Regions from separate parts of the Homo sapiens genome. Here region 2 is linked to region 1. A link is a loop called in an ENCODE intact Hi-C map of the cell type or tissue named here. Cell type or tissue: endothelial cell of umbilical vein. All regions are shown on one strand. Links, peaks and the distances in the headings refer to the core of each region. The heading gives the core; the rest is flanking DNA. Region 1 overlaps TULP4 (TUB like protein 4). Region 2 overlaps TULP4 (TUB like protein 4).

What was found. Peaks named below come from ENCODE experiments on the same cell type or tissue, not always from the same donor. Only the 100,000 strongest peaks of a DNase experiment are listed, where the experiment ranks them.
Region 2: it touches region 1 in a loop (5-fold over the local background); 2 of 110 quality-filtered maps call a loop at or near these places.

The regions. Positions count from the first base shown.
Region 1 is chr6:158,404,610-158,412,944 of GRCh38, forward strand. The region is part of intron 1 of TULP4 (TUB like protein 4); the gene reads left to right. Among named protein-coding and RNA genes, the nearest start is that of SNORA116, 86 kb to the left of the region's middle. RefSeq lists an enhancer at 7,292-8,335. In endothelial cell of umbilical vein, for the core only: no CTCF peak of the experiment used is centred there; DNase peaks (open chromatin) are centred at 2,082, 4,122 and 5,062; H3K27ac peaks cover 5,774 bases.
Region 2 is chr6:158,456,020-158,464,354 of GRCh38, forward strand. It overlaps TULP4 (TUB like protein 4), which reads left to right. Exons shown (of 14, transcript NM_020245.5): 6 at 5,544-5,710. Among named protein-coding and RNA genes, the nearest start is that of TMEM181, 100 kb to the right of the region's middle. RefSeq lists an enhancer at 7,768-8,335. In endothelial cell of umbilical vein, for the core only: no CTCF peak of the experiment used is centred there; DNase peaks (open chromatin) are centred at 3,952 and 4,802; H3K27ac peaks cover 2,370 bases.

The DNA of each region.
Region 1 (8,335 bases), core at 83-8,082:
TACTAAAAATTCAAAAATTAGCCAGGCGTGGTGGTGCACGCCTGTAATCCCAGCTACTCAGGAGGCTGAGGCAGGAGAATTGCTTGAATCCAGGAGGTGGAGGTTGCAGCAAGCCGAGATTGCACCACTGCACTCCAGCCTGAGCGACAGAGGAGACTCTGTCTCAAAAAAAAAAAAAAAAAAAATGCCTGTGAATTAAAAACATGAAATATCCATAAGGTCATTTTTTTCCTCAGACAAGAAAAGATTGAGGTCTGAGAGGAATACAGAGGGCTCTGGATAGTACTGGTGATATTTTAAGCCGAATGAGAACATTTCATAGTAAATTTTTCTTTAAACTGTTATATATGTCATAAATATTGCCTAAGATTTTTAAGTTAAAAAAAAAGTCTATGGAGAGAGTTTAACCTTCTTTCAGCTTCACTTACCTGAAACAAGGTAATAGTCATGGCAGTACCTCCTTCTAAGATGTTTGTGGAGCTAAAATAAGCTATGTAAAATAATGTATGTAAAAATGACTTAAACTTATTGTTGCTGAAATACATTGTTTAAATTCACTGTCTAACAAGATAGTTTTTTCAGACGTATGAGAAGATGGAAGTAAAATATGGTCATTGTGGGAAAATCAGAAAATAAGGAAAAGTTTAAAAATCATTTATAACACACCTGTTGGGGTGATCAGACCCAACACCAGGTCGTGGGGGTGACGAAGTCCAGCGGAGTCAAAGGAATTAGAAAAGACAGTTTGAGAGAGAAAGTGGGTCCAGGGGGCCATCGCTAGTGTGTAGAGGCTGCGAAGGCCCCGAGCTCTGGGAGCCCAGACTATTTATTGGTGATCAAACAGGTGTTGAGAATGTGGGGGTCAAAAGGGCACCGTTGCATTAAGCACATGATTTACAGCTGTGACGGTTTAGCATATGCTCTGCTACTTGAGATAATGGAGAGCAGGTTCTTTTAACTCAAGATACAATCGATCCTGGGAGAGCAAGGAGCAAGGAGCAAGGAGCCAGCAAGTCTAGACACATTCCAGAGCCACGAGCCCTGGATTCTATCCAAGCCACAAGGGGTTTTTATGCCCTGGGCTGAGATTATGGTGCGTCAGGGTAGCCTTCCACCCTTTAGCACAGAGCTTGGCGTTCCAAAGGCCACAAGGAGTTTTAGACCCTGGATCCCGGACATGTTCCAAGAATCTTTTACATTATGTCAGACGTACAAGCCTTGCCTCGGCGTCTCCCAACACACACCACCAGGAACGTCTTAGTTTATTTCTCTTTAGTGTGATTTTATTTTCTTTCCTCAGAACCAGAACTAATTGATACAGTTGTTTTCTAGGACATTTTTGCATTGTAGAAGTATGACAGCAAGAACACATGCTTAAAAAGCAAAGAATGAAGTGGCTCCTCTGAGTGTTCCACCAGGTGCTCCTTGGGCAGGCGTCTCTCCCCTCTTTGTGTCCTCCCTGAATGCACCTGTTTGGTGCTTCCTGAATACTCATTGGCTGAGTGATTGACGGCCACAGGTGACAGCTTGGTTAACAGGTGCTCTGAACAAGAGAGAGAAGACAGAGCCTCTTGGACCCTGACCTAACCTTGAACTTGCTTTGTGACCTTAGGAAAGCTTATTCACCTCATTAGCCTACCTTTCCTCATCTGTGAGCCAGAGCACTAAACATTTATGTTTAGAGCTAAACAGATGTCTGTTTTAGCTCTAAATTAACTATTAATACTAATAACTACTAGATACACCAAGGGTATTTAGTTGAGAGTGAGTGAAAAGAAGTGATGAGGAAAAATGTGAATTTCACAAGTTTTCAAAGTGATTTGCAACCTCAATGAATAGTGCATGTGATTGAACATACTTTCCAGTAGAATTTTTACTCAGGAGTTTGCAGCTATGATGAGTGGAAAAGAATAGAAGTTAGAGTCATAGGGGGTACTATTCCACAGGATTTTGAGGCAGATGAATGCCTGAATATGGTCAAAAGATGAAAGTATTAACTGTTGGGTTTCCTCCAGACCGTAATTATAATGTAGCTCTTCAGCATTGTTTTATCTTGCTTTAATGGAAGAATCTTGCTGCCACTTAATAGATGAGAAGCATGGAATGGTAGTTTCGCATTCATATCAGATTTGGTGTGGAGTTCACTTTTTCCTAATTCAGGCCTGGCTAATAATATAAACTCTATCCAATAAGAAGATATATTATTTTCTGACAAAAAAGTTTGGAAAATACAGGAAGGAATGTGTAACTGTGTTTCCTGGTACATGTCCTAAGGAAGCTGGGACTAGAAGGTCACCCCCCAGCACATGCAGGTTCAGAACTGGTTAGAGGCACGGCGGTCCCCAGATTCCAGGGCTTTGACCACAGATCTGTTTTCTGAGTTCCTGTATTATCTCTAGGCCATTTCATTCACAGATTCTTGCCAACCAACTGAGATTAACTGAATTGTGTTTGAATGAGAACTGGATTTGTGAACATTCAAATGACAGAAATAAATTTGGCTATCTGAAAGTAAAATCTAAAGTTTTCTTCACATGTAGTTAGTGTTTCAGAGGGCTTAAGAGAAACTCAGTAATAGTAAAGACTACCCAACTAAAAATGGGCAAAGAATCTGAATAGACATTTCTCAAAAAACACACAAATGGCCACCAAGCACATGAGAAGATGCTCCGCATCATTAACCATCAGGGAAACACAAATCAAACTGCTGCACACTCACCAGGGTGGCTGTCATTTTTTAGAAGACAGGCAATAGCAAGTATTAGAATTTGGAGAAACTGGGAACCTCAGCCATTGCTAGTGGGGATGTAAGTTGGTGCATCATTTTGGAAACCAGTCCTGTAGTTCCTCAAAAAGTTGAACATAGAATTATCATTTGACCCAGCAACTCCACTCCTAGGTATAGACCCAAGAAAAATGAAACATGTTTATACAAAAAAAAAACTTGCACACAAAAGTTCATAGCAGTATTCATAATAGCTAAAAGTTGATGAACAGATCAACAAAATGTGGTCTCTCAATACAATGGAATGTTACTGGGCTATATTTAAAAGGTAAACACTGATACATGGTACAACATGGATAAACCCTGAAAACATGCTAAGAGAAGGAAGCCGGTCACAAAAGAGAACATATCGTATGATTCCTTTTATATGAAATGTCCAGAGTAGGCAAATCTGTAACAACAGAGAATTGGTTGCTTAGGGCTGGAGGGAAATATTGTGGGGTTGGTTGGTGGTAGCTAAAAAGTACAGGGCTTTGAGGGTTGAGGTAGATGTTCTAAAACATATTGTAAAGGTTGTACAACTCTGTGAATATACTAATAACCATTGCATTGTACACTGACAATGGGTGAATTACATATGTGAATTTTGTCCCAATAAAGCTGTTATCCAACCCCTTATCATTTGAATCAGTTTTAACATCTTACTCTTGAGAGAGAGAGAGGGAACAGATAACGGTTAATCATCTTTCAAGAATAGTTTAATAGAACAAAAGCTACAAAGTTCTCAGTCTGGTGTGGAACATTTGTGTGACGGAGCGCAGTGTACCGTATGGGCCGGGACTGTGCAGAAGGTGCTGCACGCAGAGCAAGCGGGAGTGCTTGGAACTTCAGGGAAGGCTTTACTCACCAGGCGGCAAGGGGCAGAAGGGTGTTCCTGGCCAAGGGTGGCACGAAGCATGTGGTGATGTTGCTTTTTAAGTTACAGAGTTGGGTAAGGGGTGCAAGTGGTGGGAGACAGGTCTGGAAAGGGAGATTACCTTTCAAAACATTTATCTTTTATTAAAGAGGAAACTGTATATGTAAATACTGTGCTGAAGCAGTCTTTATCTTCTGGAGTTTTGAGTTTGTGAATTAATAACACAGAGCTCTCATTTGCTGAATGTTTGCGGTGTGCCTGGCCCCGGTCTGAGGTCCTTTCTTAAGATACTCCTCACAACTCCGTGAGGGGTGTGCTACCATGGCTTGCGTCAAGCAGACGAGGAAAGGGGCAGCAAGAGGGTCCTGGTGGCCACAGCTGTGCAGCTGGTGAGTGAATGACGAGGCCCGGAGTCAGAGCCAGGCAGCCAGACTCCAGAGCCCGCCTTCCTCACCACTGACCTCCCGGTGACATCTCTGGGGGCAGCAGTCTGCAGAACCATTGTTCTAGTTGAATTTCTTCCAGCCTCCTTTTCAGGGTGCTTTTGGTTCGTTAAAATGACCACATGTGTCTACAATTAAATTGGCAATCACTTTGTTTTTCTTGCACAATTGTAGTTGTTGCTGGTTCACTTAATAAATTGCAGAATAAGAAGAACAGAGTGGTGATAATCACAGGGATTTCTTCCTTGAGCTGTGTGTATTTAGTGTTCATTCAAATTACATTTGTTTTAGGTTGAGAGAAATCCTTCTGAATAGTGATGACATTGGTTGTTCCCTGAGATGGCTTCTTGTGTAAATCTATCAACACCCTTTGGAGGGCTCCTGACTCAGAAGATGAACGTCCTTGGGATGGGCAAAGTGATGCTTGTTTTGCCTTCCCTAAAAGTAGTTCTAGGTGTAAGAAGTGATGTGACTGACTTAGGGCCTTAGATTATGGCCCAAATGTAGGCTTTCTGCAGTTCTGCCCTATGTTTTTTTGTGTAGATTTTCCTGCCTTTAATAACTTCACTGATAATAGTAACACTCTAAAATGAGAGAACATGTCTTATATTGGAGAGGGTAATAGGTTGGTATCTTTTTGAACCATCAAAGGCCTAGGTCAAAACTAACCCTTTCCTCTGACTTCTTAGTCAAAGAACATACACTTTAGCTAATACCCCAAGACAGAAGTTCTTTGGTGCTGAGAGTCAACGAGAGTCACATTCTCCTTGAAAAGGGAAGGGAAGCTCTATACCTGGATAACTGCGCAGATCCATGGCCCCATAGCACAAAATTCGGGCAACTGAGAACCCAGCTGGCCCCCAGCTGGTAATTCCTCAACATTCTGGTGTGTCCTAACATTGCCAAATAGGCTGGAAGGATTTAGAGAACAGGAAGTAAGCTACTGGGAGATAAGGCTGCAGCTGTGAATTATAGACAGGGGAGGAAATGAGAATAACAGCATTAGCAGTTTGGCTTTATTTTTAAACCAAAAATCACTGGAAAGATTTCTGTCTCTAATTTAAGGGTGTTACTCACCTTTTCGTTTATACTAGTTGGAACTCTTAGCAAAGTATGTAAATGGGACTATGTTTCCATGTACTGCTGCATCTCAACTGATTAAGAATCTTTTTTTTTTTTAGAGGTGGAGTCTTGCTCTGTCGCCCAGGCTGGAGTGCAGTGGCATGATCTCGGCTCACTGCAAGCTCCGCCTCCCGGGTTGATGCCATTCTCCTGCCTCAGCCTCCCGAGTAGCTGGGACTACAGGTGCCCGCCACCACGCCCAGCTAGTTTTTGTATTTTTAGTAGAGACGGGGTTTCACCGTGTTAGCCAGGATGATCTCAATCTCCTGACCTCGTCATCTGCCCTCCTCTGCCTCCCAAAGTGCTGGGATTACAGGCGTGAGCCACCGCACCTGGCCACTGATTAAGAATTTCTAAAAGATGAAATTGAGTCTGTGAACATTTCGTTTATCCAACAATGGCAACTGTGTTGTCATAAGACCAAAAAATCTTCAATTTCACATTAGAAATCATTTAAAAATATGTTTTGCCTCCACTCTTTTGTGTTTGTGTCATGCTGTGACTGTGCAGCCTTTTTCATGGAGAGGTTTGTTTTTGATGGATATTAAAGGCAAAAATGTAAATGTGGCTAGCCTCTCTCCTCTGGAGTATGACATCTTGTCATCAAGTATTATTTTACAGAGAGAGTCATAGTGGATGAGTATTCATTGGTATTACATTTAAATAAGGAAATAATTTAAAAACTGATCAGTCATGAACATCGTGTTCTTAATTTGTCATGTTCTATTCCACAGTGGCCATTCTGAAGTACATGAGTGACTATGGGCTTAAATAACTAATGTGTTAGGGACCAAATTGTAGCCACATGCACATTTGTGGATTCTAGTGCTTGGGTCAAATCATTGGCAGATCTGAAAGATGTCTGTGAAGTGGGCTTTTATTTACCATTTGGAAATCCTAAATTTTATGACATGTTCAATGTCATTTAAGGACTTTTGTTGATGTTGGTCTAACTTAAAAAAAAATCAGTAATTCTAATACAGGATTTTTTAAACTAAGCTAAAAAAATGAATCTGGGTTTGTTGCCCTGCTCCCCACATGAGTTGAGCCCCCTCCTTTGTCTGTGTACAAAGGACTGTATTAATGTCTGTTTAGGAAACTGAACTCCAGGGAGACAAGATGTCCTAATCGCGGTCCTTGGCACCTAACAATGTCTGGTTTATCATAGGCAGGCAGGCAGTATATGCTGTTGTTCAAATGCCTTTGGGAATTGAAAGTAAACTACTTGAGGGAGCTGCGGTGGCTCCAGCCGGTTGTCCTGGCGTACAAGGAGGCGAGGCTATGCGGTCGAGGCCAACTTAGGTAAAAGTGAAAAAAAAAAAAAAAAAAAGTAAACTACTTGAAATAGTTTCCAATACCTTCTATATAGTTCAAAGATATAAGTTAACAAGGATTACAACTTCTAATGATATATTATTGTTTGCACAATATATTCATAATTGCTGTGTGTCAGTATTCAAAGGTGAACATGCCTCTGTCCTTTTCCTCAAGCAGCACAGACCTGTGGGGGGTGGGTGGTGTTCACAAGCTGATAGTTCTGTAAGCACTGCATCCACAGAGCTATGACTAGAGCAAGGAAGAGGGTCTCAACAGAGAGGATTCCGCTAGATGGGGCCACCTGGGAGTTCTCAGTGTCCACATCCATGCAAGGTGAGCCATCAACTGGATTCAGTTTTTCTAGTGATCACCAGGTCTCAAAAGATTGCAACCTCACAGCTGCCTCTGATTTTTGCAGTTTTAAAAAAGAGCTATGATATTCTTCACACTTTAAGTGGGTAATAATTTCTCTTGAAAAATTTGATTTTATTATACATTTTACAACAAGTGCAGATAACACCAAGTGTGGCCAACCAAGGCTGCTCAAGGCACACTAAATCAGGTGATTCCTGGGGGTTCCTCCTAGCCCTCTGGTGCCCTAGACACAAGTTTAAAGACCTAAAATCAGGTGTGTCCATGGCATCGCTTTGAGAAGTCCCGGGGTTTATGTGTTGGTCTGAAAGCAGAAATTGTACTTTGGACAGAGGGTGTGAGGAGGGTCCTGGGCACTGTGGAAGTCTTTAACTATCAGTCCTTTTTATTTTCAGATATAAATTAGAATTTGGAAACCATTAACACCAGTGCCACATGTTCACAACTATTATAATTAGCTATTAGGCACAAAATGCTGGGAGTAGACAAGGGTTCAAATCTTCTTTTATTCATAGCAAGAGTACTCTTGCCTGGTTAGTAATAGCTCTTATTTTATTGATATATGTCAGTATCTAGCTGCATGTCTGGAGGTTCTGACTTCCCAGCTGGAACTTACCTGAGAACAACAGGTGTGTTTCATAGCCACCAACTCAGTATTAGTCACATAGCATGAATGTAAAAAATGTGTGCTGAATGTGTCAGACTGAATTAATTCATGATTACCAGGATGGGCCAATCAGGAACAGCCTCAGGGAACATTCTCCAGGGTGAGCCCTGCCGTGTTGGTTTGGTGGCTCATGGTGTCCGGGGACCATTCCATAACCCTCAGTCCCTCGCTACTTTTACTGGGCCCTGTGAGGCTTCCCTCAGACTCCTCCGGCACTCACCTATTCTCAAAAGCCACCTAGCCGAGTTGCTACCTTTTTAGATAAGTGATCAGAATTTTTCAAATTAAAAAACAAAGTTCTTATACTCAGAAAATTTGAAGCTTATAATTTCTTGTTATTTCCTCTGTGATAAATCGTAAACAACTTAGATTTTTCAAGTATGTATTTTTTTTTCCAAATTAACCACATTTAGATGATTTAGATGCTAAACTATTCAGAAATAAGTTAGATACGGAAAATTTTGCTTCTGGAGGAAAATGAACCTAAATAGTACTCACCCTTTCCTCTTTCCATACTAAATAAATAATACCCTGATTCAAATCCATAGTAAATGTTGTTAAAATAGTTTCCCCACAGCACAGGACTAGCAGATGAAGGACCATCTGAGAGGCAGGTGCTGGGTGCGGATGGGCCCCAGGTCGCCTCTTTGTTTTTGTAGTAGTGGGCATGTTCGCACTGTCTCTCATTGTTAGGAAGCCGTGTCAGTGGGGCTGGTTCCCTGTGGACTCTCGTGTGAGCTCTGTCTGTTCCCTGCCCTGATCCCTGCATTCGC
Region 2 (8,335 bases), core at 12-8,011, 51 kb after region 1:
ATGGAAAGGAGGGAAATGGGGAGGTGGGTAGGCAATCATGATTAGTAGTAAGTGATTTCTAGGGGAAATGAATGGATCCAGGAGGTAGACGTTACCTTGTTAATAATTCTTAGGAACTGAACAGGACTTGTAAGTTATGGGAAGGTGAGGGGTAGAACTCTTACTGTGACCAAAGGTTTCGACAACTTTTATTCTCTTCTCTGGTGGTTAAGTCTTTCCTGGTTATTTGGGGAAAGCAGGAGATCAGAAAGTCCCTGGCTCTGAAGCAGCTTCTAAGGCATGCTTGTCCAGCTTGCAGCCTGTGGGCCACATGCAGCCCAGGACAGCTTTGAATGTGGCCCAACACAAATTTGTAAACTTTCTGAAAACATTATGAGATTTTTTGTTTGTTTAAGCTCATCAGCTCTTGTTAGTATTCATGTATTTATGTGGCCCAAGACAATTCTTCTTCTTCCAGTGTGGCCCAAGGAAGCCAAAAGATTGGACACCTCTGTTCTAAGGCCTTCCAGTTGTCTTTAATTCAAAATGCTCAGGCCGGGCACGATGGCTCACGCCTGTAATCCCAGCACTTTGGGAGGCTGCGGTGGGTGTATCACAAGGTCAGGAGTTCGAGACTAGCCTGGCCAATATGGTGAAACCTCATCTCTACTAAAAAACAACAAAAATTAGCCAGGCATGGTGGCGTGTGCGTGTAATCCCAGCTACGTGGGAGGCCGAGGTGGGAGAATTGCTTGAACCTGGGAGGTGGAGGTTACAGTGAGCTGAGATCACGCCACTGCACTCCAGCCTGGGCGACAGAGCAAGACTCCATCTCAAAAAAAAAAAAAAAAATGTTCAGTGTACCAAAACACCATACTTGGGATCTCGTTCTCTGTGCCCCGACAGTGCTATATGTAGGCAATTTACCTTTTCTCTCTTGGGATCAGAATGTTTTAAGGACTTAGCCTTTACATGTGGTATGAATAGCAATCATTTTTGTTTTGTAACTTATTTTTTTATCCACTATCTTACGGGCTATGTTGGTAAATACTGGGATGAGACAACCAGAATACTGTTGGAGACGGCACATGGCAATGTTTTTAGCCTGGGGTCATCTGTTCTATTACAGACAGGTCAGCCACTTGTCTCATAGAGGAAATTAAAAAGGTCTCCGATCCACTTGGTTTTTCTCTATTACTGTCTCAGAGGAACATCACTAAAGAACTTTGGCAGCGAAGGAAGGTAACTCGCACTATTGTTTTAGTGTATCACCAGCACTGGAATTTACGACCTGTGCAAAAGAACCTAGAATTCCACATAGCTCTTGGTCCCTGCCCAGGCCTCTTCTGCATCAGCCAGCACACTTCATTTTCACTGCAGATGTGTCTGTGGGCTCAAAGGCCGGGTTCTGGGGAGGGTTAGGCTCTGATTTTGCTTGGCCGTGGTTTGCTGAGGAAGTTCTGCCTTCTTCAGATTCTCTTCCTTCAGAACAGGGACTTCTCTTCATCACGCAATAAGCAGGGAATTGATTCACTTTGCTTGGGGTTTTTACCCATTGTTATGACTTCTACTCTTTTCCTGAGTAGAAATAATTCAATCAGGAGTTCAGGAATTTTCTGCCCAAGCCAGTTCATCCCTCAGTGGCAAAGCAGACTCCCAGAGGCACTCATTTCATCCCACACTTGCCTTGAAATTAAAAGCTCCAACCCCTGAGCTTTGTTTGTGTTTTTTGTTTTGCAGAATTTTCTCTTTTTGTCATTTCATTAAGCACACTGAAAAAATGAGGAGGGAATTTTTGAGGCAGGTGGTTTCAGTCATTGATGCCATCTGCTCCTGTGGGCAGACCTGATAAGATTTGCCCACGTCGTCCTCATTGAGTACGTGCCCCTTTTTTTCAGTCCTTGCAGTGAAACATACTTCTTAAAGGAAAAAAAAATGTACCTGTTATTTTATCATCACACACTTTGCTAATTAATTAGTTGCTCTTTCCTCCACCCCCCACTGCTCCACATGCACGTGTGTATGCACATACACAACATGCATGTCTAATGACTAATAAAGAGGTGAATCATGCACATGGTAATCTAAGGGACAAAGAACTGGATAACTTCAGACTCCAAACAGTAGCTGCAATATATATGGTGCTTGATAAGCACTCCTTTCTTTTTCTGTTAAAATTTAGCTGCCTCTTTTTGACCCAGTAATACCACACAAAGGGCTTCTTGTTAATACAAAAGAACTAAATTTTCACTGACTTCATATAACCTTCCAGACTTTTACCAAAAAGGATCCATAAGATTTTCTGGCTAAAAGAGAATAGTGTAGGTGTGCTGAATTTTTTTGTGTAAAACATATCAGAGACCGAAAACCCACACCCCCCAAAATCATTGAGAAGAAACATAGATGCTTCCAGAGTACGGACCTCTTGTGTGCTCTAGAACTCCCCATTGCCTGTGAGGGTGAGATTAGAGACTCTGGGCCACGAGCTTTAGGAAAAGGGAAAAGAGGCCTACTGAGTAGAGCATTAGTTTGTTCCTTTTAGGTTGTATTCTGAAACAAATTTAAAAATAGGAGATTCAAACAAAATTATTACTCAAGTCTTGGGCAAAGATACTGGGGATTATTTTTTAAATAAGACAGACATCATTTACAAAAAGTTTCTGAAACAAAAAAGTTCTGTCCTGACTATATCTAGGCTTCTGTATCCTTCTCTTCTTTATCATAATGACATGTAGAAATTGAATGAGTATTTTCTTTTACTTTGATTTTCCCACTAATTTCTGAAAATTTTAAACTCTTGCCCTAGGAATTCAACTCCTGCAGAAAACTCACATACTCCTGGCTGACACTGAACAATTCAGGGTTATTCTTTCTTAGTCCCACTGCTGAATTCTTCATGCTAGTACTTTATGAGATAGCCTGTGTCCCTGGTCGCGGCTGTGCCTGTCATGTGGCTCAGGACTGCTTTATGCTAAATCATCAGAGGCACTCACATACGTTGCTATATCGCTTGATGCATGTAGCTCCATAATCGTTGGAACAAGAAATGGCATTATTTACATGGAATTTAATCTTTTTTGAAAGAGTGATTCGCCTTTGCAGATGACAGTCATCTCATTATAACTTTGCACCTGCATTAGAAGAAGTCCTGGCCGGGCGCGGTGGCTCACGCCTGTAATCTCAGCACTTTGTGAGGCCGAGGCGGGTGGATCACATGAGGTCGGGAAGTTGAGACCAGCCTGACCAACATGGAGAAAACCCGTCTCTACTGAAAATACAAAATTAGCTGGGCATGGTGGCGCATGCCTGTAATCCCAGCTACTCAGGAAGCTGAGGCAGGAGAATCGCTTGAACCCAGGAGGCGGAGGTTGCAGTGAGCCGAGATCGCGCCATTGTACTCCAGCCTGGGCAACAAGAGTGAAACTCTGTCTCAAAAAAAAAAAAAGAAGTCCCTGAGAGTTTGCTTGTAAACATTTGGATTCATTCTTGCCTCAGATAGATAGCCCATCTCGTAGACAGAGCCTGGGAGTGCCCCAGGTTGCTTGCTGAGTCCCTGAGCAGTTTCCGAAAGCATCATAGGTCAGCTCTGCAGGGGCAACAACCCACTTTTCTGTTGGGGAAAGCCACCTTGCAATACAATTCAAAAAAATATTATTTTAAAAATAAATACAAGAATGGTGCAGTTCAGGTGAGGAGCTGTGGAAATTTCATGTCGTCATCTTTATTTCTACAATATTACAATGATGCTTCTGTCCTAAGAAGCTTGAGACACCGTCATCTTTGTTACTACTATGACTGTTTATGTTAGTGCCTCACCTTTTGGTTTCCTTGTGTGCCCAAAGCTGCTCTCCAGAGAACGTCATCTCAGTTTCCTGATCACAAGCAGGCTTTTCCCTGAGATAGATCCAGGCATTGAATGCCCAGAGCACATTTAGTATGTGCACGAATCCTCTAGCTTCCCCTCGCATTTGTAAAAGAATCTGATTCACCAGGATGTTTTTGGTTCTTTTATGTAATTTTTCATTTCCTGATTGTGGCAGGTTTTTTTCCATTTTCTATTCATCTGTAACTGCTTTGGCTCAGCCCTTTGTCTCCCTACTTTCTGCCCTGCAGCTAACTTCATGAGAAAGTCCCGTGTTCCCTGGGTCTGGAAACCTGTCTTGTCCCAGGAGACACACTCTAGTTTTCAAGAGACGTGAAAGAGCTTCAGCAACCTCAGAATGTTCTGGTGGCAGCATCAAAATCATGACCATGCATGAATAAGGGGTATTGTCATGTGTGTGCTGATAGAGCCCGGGGACCACTGAATTCTAGCCCCATCTCTGAAATATGTGCCCATCAGGGCAGAGCATTTTCTTTTAAGTTCCGCCCAGCTTCTCTGCAAAGTGGGCCACTTTAGTTCTAGATTTCAGAGATCTCTGTATAAACCAGATTACGATTTTAGGGTCTTGAAGGAGAAAAAAAAAATGTCATAAATCTTATTAATACTAATGGCTTTTGTTTTACCAGCAAGAAATAAGTAAATTGCTCTCATTGGGATAAGATAAACCTTTTAATAACCATTTCTTATAGGCACTGAGTAGTTTGTAGGTGGGCATCGAATTTCCAATGTGGAAATTATGCTGAAAAAACTGTCTCCCAGCAGGGGTATTTATTTTCTTTTCTAAGCCCCACAACATCATCAAATGACAAGAGTCAGCATTCTCATATGCATGTGTGTCCTTTGTATGAACCTTATCTGCCCAGTAGTGCCCAGAAATCAAATGAATATAAACTAAGACTTTGTTTTCGATGTGCTTTTTACTTTTGGCATTTATAAACTCTCTGAGTCATCCCTGGGAGTGGAGGCCACAGCAGTGGGACCAGTACTTATATGAATATACAGTCATAGGTTTTATTGTCTTGCTGTCTCTTAAAAAAAAAAAAAAGGAAGTTCTACAAGTCTCATGGAAATACTGGAATTGGAGATACATATTTAACATGCTAACTTTATTAGATCATGATTTCTACCTAATTTGGTTGTGTTTCAGTAAACTACAATCCCCAGTCATGTGACAAACACCTGTTTTTAATAGAATCCATCATCTTCAGAGAAATTGGTTGTATTCATGAGCTAAAACATGAATATATGGGCTGGGTGCAGTGGCTCACGCCTGTAATCCCAGCACTTTGGGAGGCCAAGGCGGGCAGATCACCTGAGGTCGGGAGTTCGAGACCAGCCTGACCAACATGGAGAAATCCCATCTCTACTACAAATACGAAATTAGCTGGGTGTGGTGGCACGCGCCCGTAGTCCCAGCTACTCGGGAGGCTGAGGCAGGAGAATCGCTTGAACCCAGGAGGCGGAGGTTGCAGTGAGCCGAGATCACGCCATTGCACTCCAGCCTGGGCAAGAGGAGTGAAACTCCGTCTCAAAAAAAAAAAAAAAGGAAAAAACCATGAATATATTTTTGTTGTATTTGCTCAGTGTCTGTATTTTTTAAACTACTGAAGACAGTAGGCTTGCTGAGTGGCAGTTTGAGGAGGGCTGTGTCCTTGTGCTGACCCTCTCTCCTCTGTTTCAGAGGTGGTAGCCCAGTGGTGCACACAGGGGGACTTGCTGGCAGTCGCTGGGATGGAACGGCAGACCCAGCTTGGTGAGCTTCCCAATGGTCCCCTTCTGAAGAGTGCCATGGTCAAGTTCTACAATGTTCGTGGGGAGCACATCTTCACACTGGACACTCTCGTGCAGGTAAGGATGTTCTCTGGAAACAAGTACATTTTCAGCAGTATACTAGTGAATAGGTTATTATAATTATTGTTGACAAATTTTATTTTAATCTTTTTTTACCTTAGGTTGTGGTGGGTAAACCAGGAGAAATAAGGGAGAAAGCAGTTTTTGCCTTTTAACCAGAATGCTTTATTCTATTTCCCAGTCAAATGAGCACATAGTGAATAAGCAGAGTAAGCTGGTGTTTATCATCAGTCTGAAGCAGAAATCAGAAAATTGCAGAAGTGAATGCTGAATCTTCACTTATTCACTTGTAGGAGAGGAAGAGTAATTTTCTTCTCTACTCTTAGTGAGTTCTTAGCAGGACTCCCCATTGCAAAAGACAGATTAACAAGAGAAAAACAAACAGAAGTTTAATAACTTGTGTATCTCCTGCATACGTGGGAGTTAACCCAAAGAAATGAGTAAGTCTCTAGAGTAGCTCAAAACATTCTCTTAGACTACAGGCTTAAATGCTTCACGGAAACAGAGAAAGAAGGGTGATATTCATTCTGCAGATTTAAGCCAATGTCTTTTCTTTTTTTTTTAAGTCTCCAGAAGTCCAGTCATCCTTCTCTTCTTGGTGCAGAGAGAGAGAGACCCTTACATATGTAGATTTTCTTTTCTTTTTTTCTTTCTTTTTTTTTTTTTTGAGACGCTTTCTCACCCAGGCTGGAGTGCCGTAGCGCATTCTTGGCTCACTGCAAGCTCTGCCTCCCGGGTTCACACCGTTCTCCTGCCTCAGCTTCCCGAGTAGCTGGGACTACAGGTGTCTGCCACCACGCCCAGCTAATTTTTTGTATTTTTACTAGAGATGGGGTTTCACCATGTTAGCCAGGATGGTCTCGATCTCCTGACCTCATGATCTGCCCGCCTCGGCCTCCCAAGATGCTGGGATTACAGGCATGAGCCACCATGCCCAGCCAGATTTTCTTTGTAGATGTAATTTCTCTTACAAAAGGGTAACTCTTCAGAGTTTACCCTATGTCTTTTTTTTTCCTTTTTTTTTTTTTTTTTTTGAATTGGAGTTTCACTCTTGTTGCCCAGGCTGGAGTGCAGTGGCGCCATCTCGGCTCACTGCAACCTCCTCCTCCCGGGTTCAAGCAATTCTCCTGCCTCAGCCTCCTAAATAGCTGGGATTACAGGTGCCCGCCACCACGCCCGGCTAATTTTTGTATGTTTTTTTAGTAGAGACGGGTTTTTGCCATGTTGGCCAGGCTGGTATTGAACTCCCGACCTCAGGTGATCCACCTGCCTCAGCCTCCCAAAGTGCTGGGATTACAGGCATGAGCCACCACTCCTGGCCTACCTACCCTGTGTCTTTACCCTGTGTGTATCTCAAAATAACCATCTCGAAATTATCCTTACGCCAAAGAGGCAGATCTGTGGTGGCTTATTCTAGTCTCCTACAGTCATATTTGGGGAAGCATGTCCTGAACCCTGTCACACTCTGATTTTATATTTGTTATGCCAGTGATGAACCTTTACATTTTAACTAAATTGTTGTTAAGCAGTAATTTTAAAAGCTTAAAAGTCTTTAAGAAAGTATACACAGATGGGCCCCCTTTCTATTTGTTTTTATTTCCCAGAAATCTTTAGGCCACCTTATGTTTGAGTCAGTTATAGTGGAGGATGAATTATCAGCAGCGCGTAATAGACGTATGCCTGGGAGGGAGTTGACAGTGGAGGTGATAATGAACAAGAATCTGTGTCCTAGGAAGGGGAACATCACACACCAGGGCCTGTTGTAGGGTGGGGGTAGCGGGGAGGGATAGCATTTAGGAGATATACCTAATGTAAATGATGAGTAATGGGTGCAGCACGCCAACGTGGCACATGTATACATATGTAACAAACCTGCACATTGTGCACATGTACCCTAGAACTTAAAGTATAATAAAAATATATATATATATATATAAAAAGAAAAAATAAATGGAATAGACTTCATTAAAAAAAAAAAAAGAATCTGTGTCCTAACATTACTCAGCTCATCAGAGAGGCAGGGATACCAGATATGGGGAAATCTGTAATTACATGCAGGCATTAAATATTTAAATATATATTTTCTTCTTTTAATTGTGGTAAAACACATATAACATAAAATTTATCGTCTTAACCATTTTTAAGTGTACTGTTTTGTAGTGCTGAGTGTATTACATTATTATACAACCAATTTCCAGCACCTTTTCATCTTGCAAAACTAAAACTCTTTACCTATTAAACAACTACTCCCTGTTTCTCCCTCCTCCCAGTCCATGAGAAGCACCATTTTACTATCTTTTCTGTGAGTTTGACTCTACAAACCTCATGTAAGTGGAATTATGCAATATGTTGACAAACCAAATTCTGTACAATATTTAAAGAGGTTTAGTCTGAGCCAAATATGAGCAACCATGGCCTAGGACACAGTCTCAAGAGGTCCTGAGAATATGTGATGTGCCTTAGGTAGTCAGGTCACAGCTTGGTTTTGTACATTTTAGGGAGACAGAAGTTACAGACAAAGACATACATCAATACCCGTAAGGCACATGTTGGTTAAGCCTGTGGAAAGATAGGACATCTTGAAACCAGGCCATACACATGTCACAGGTGGATTCAAAGATT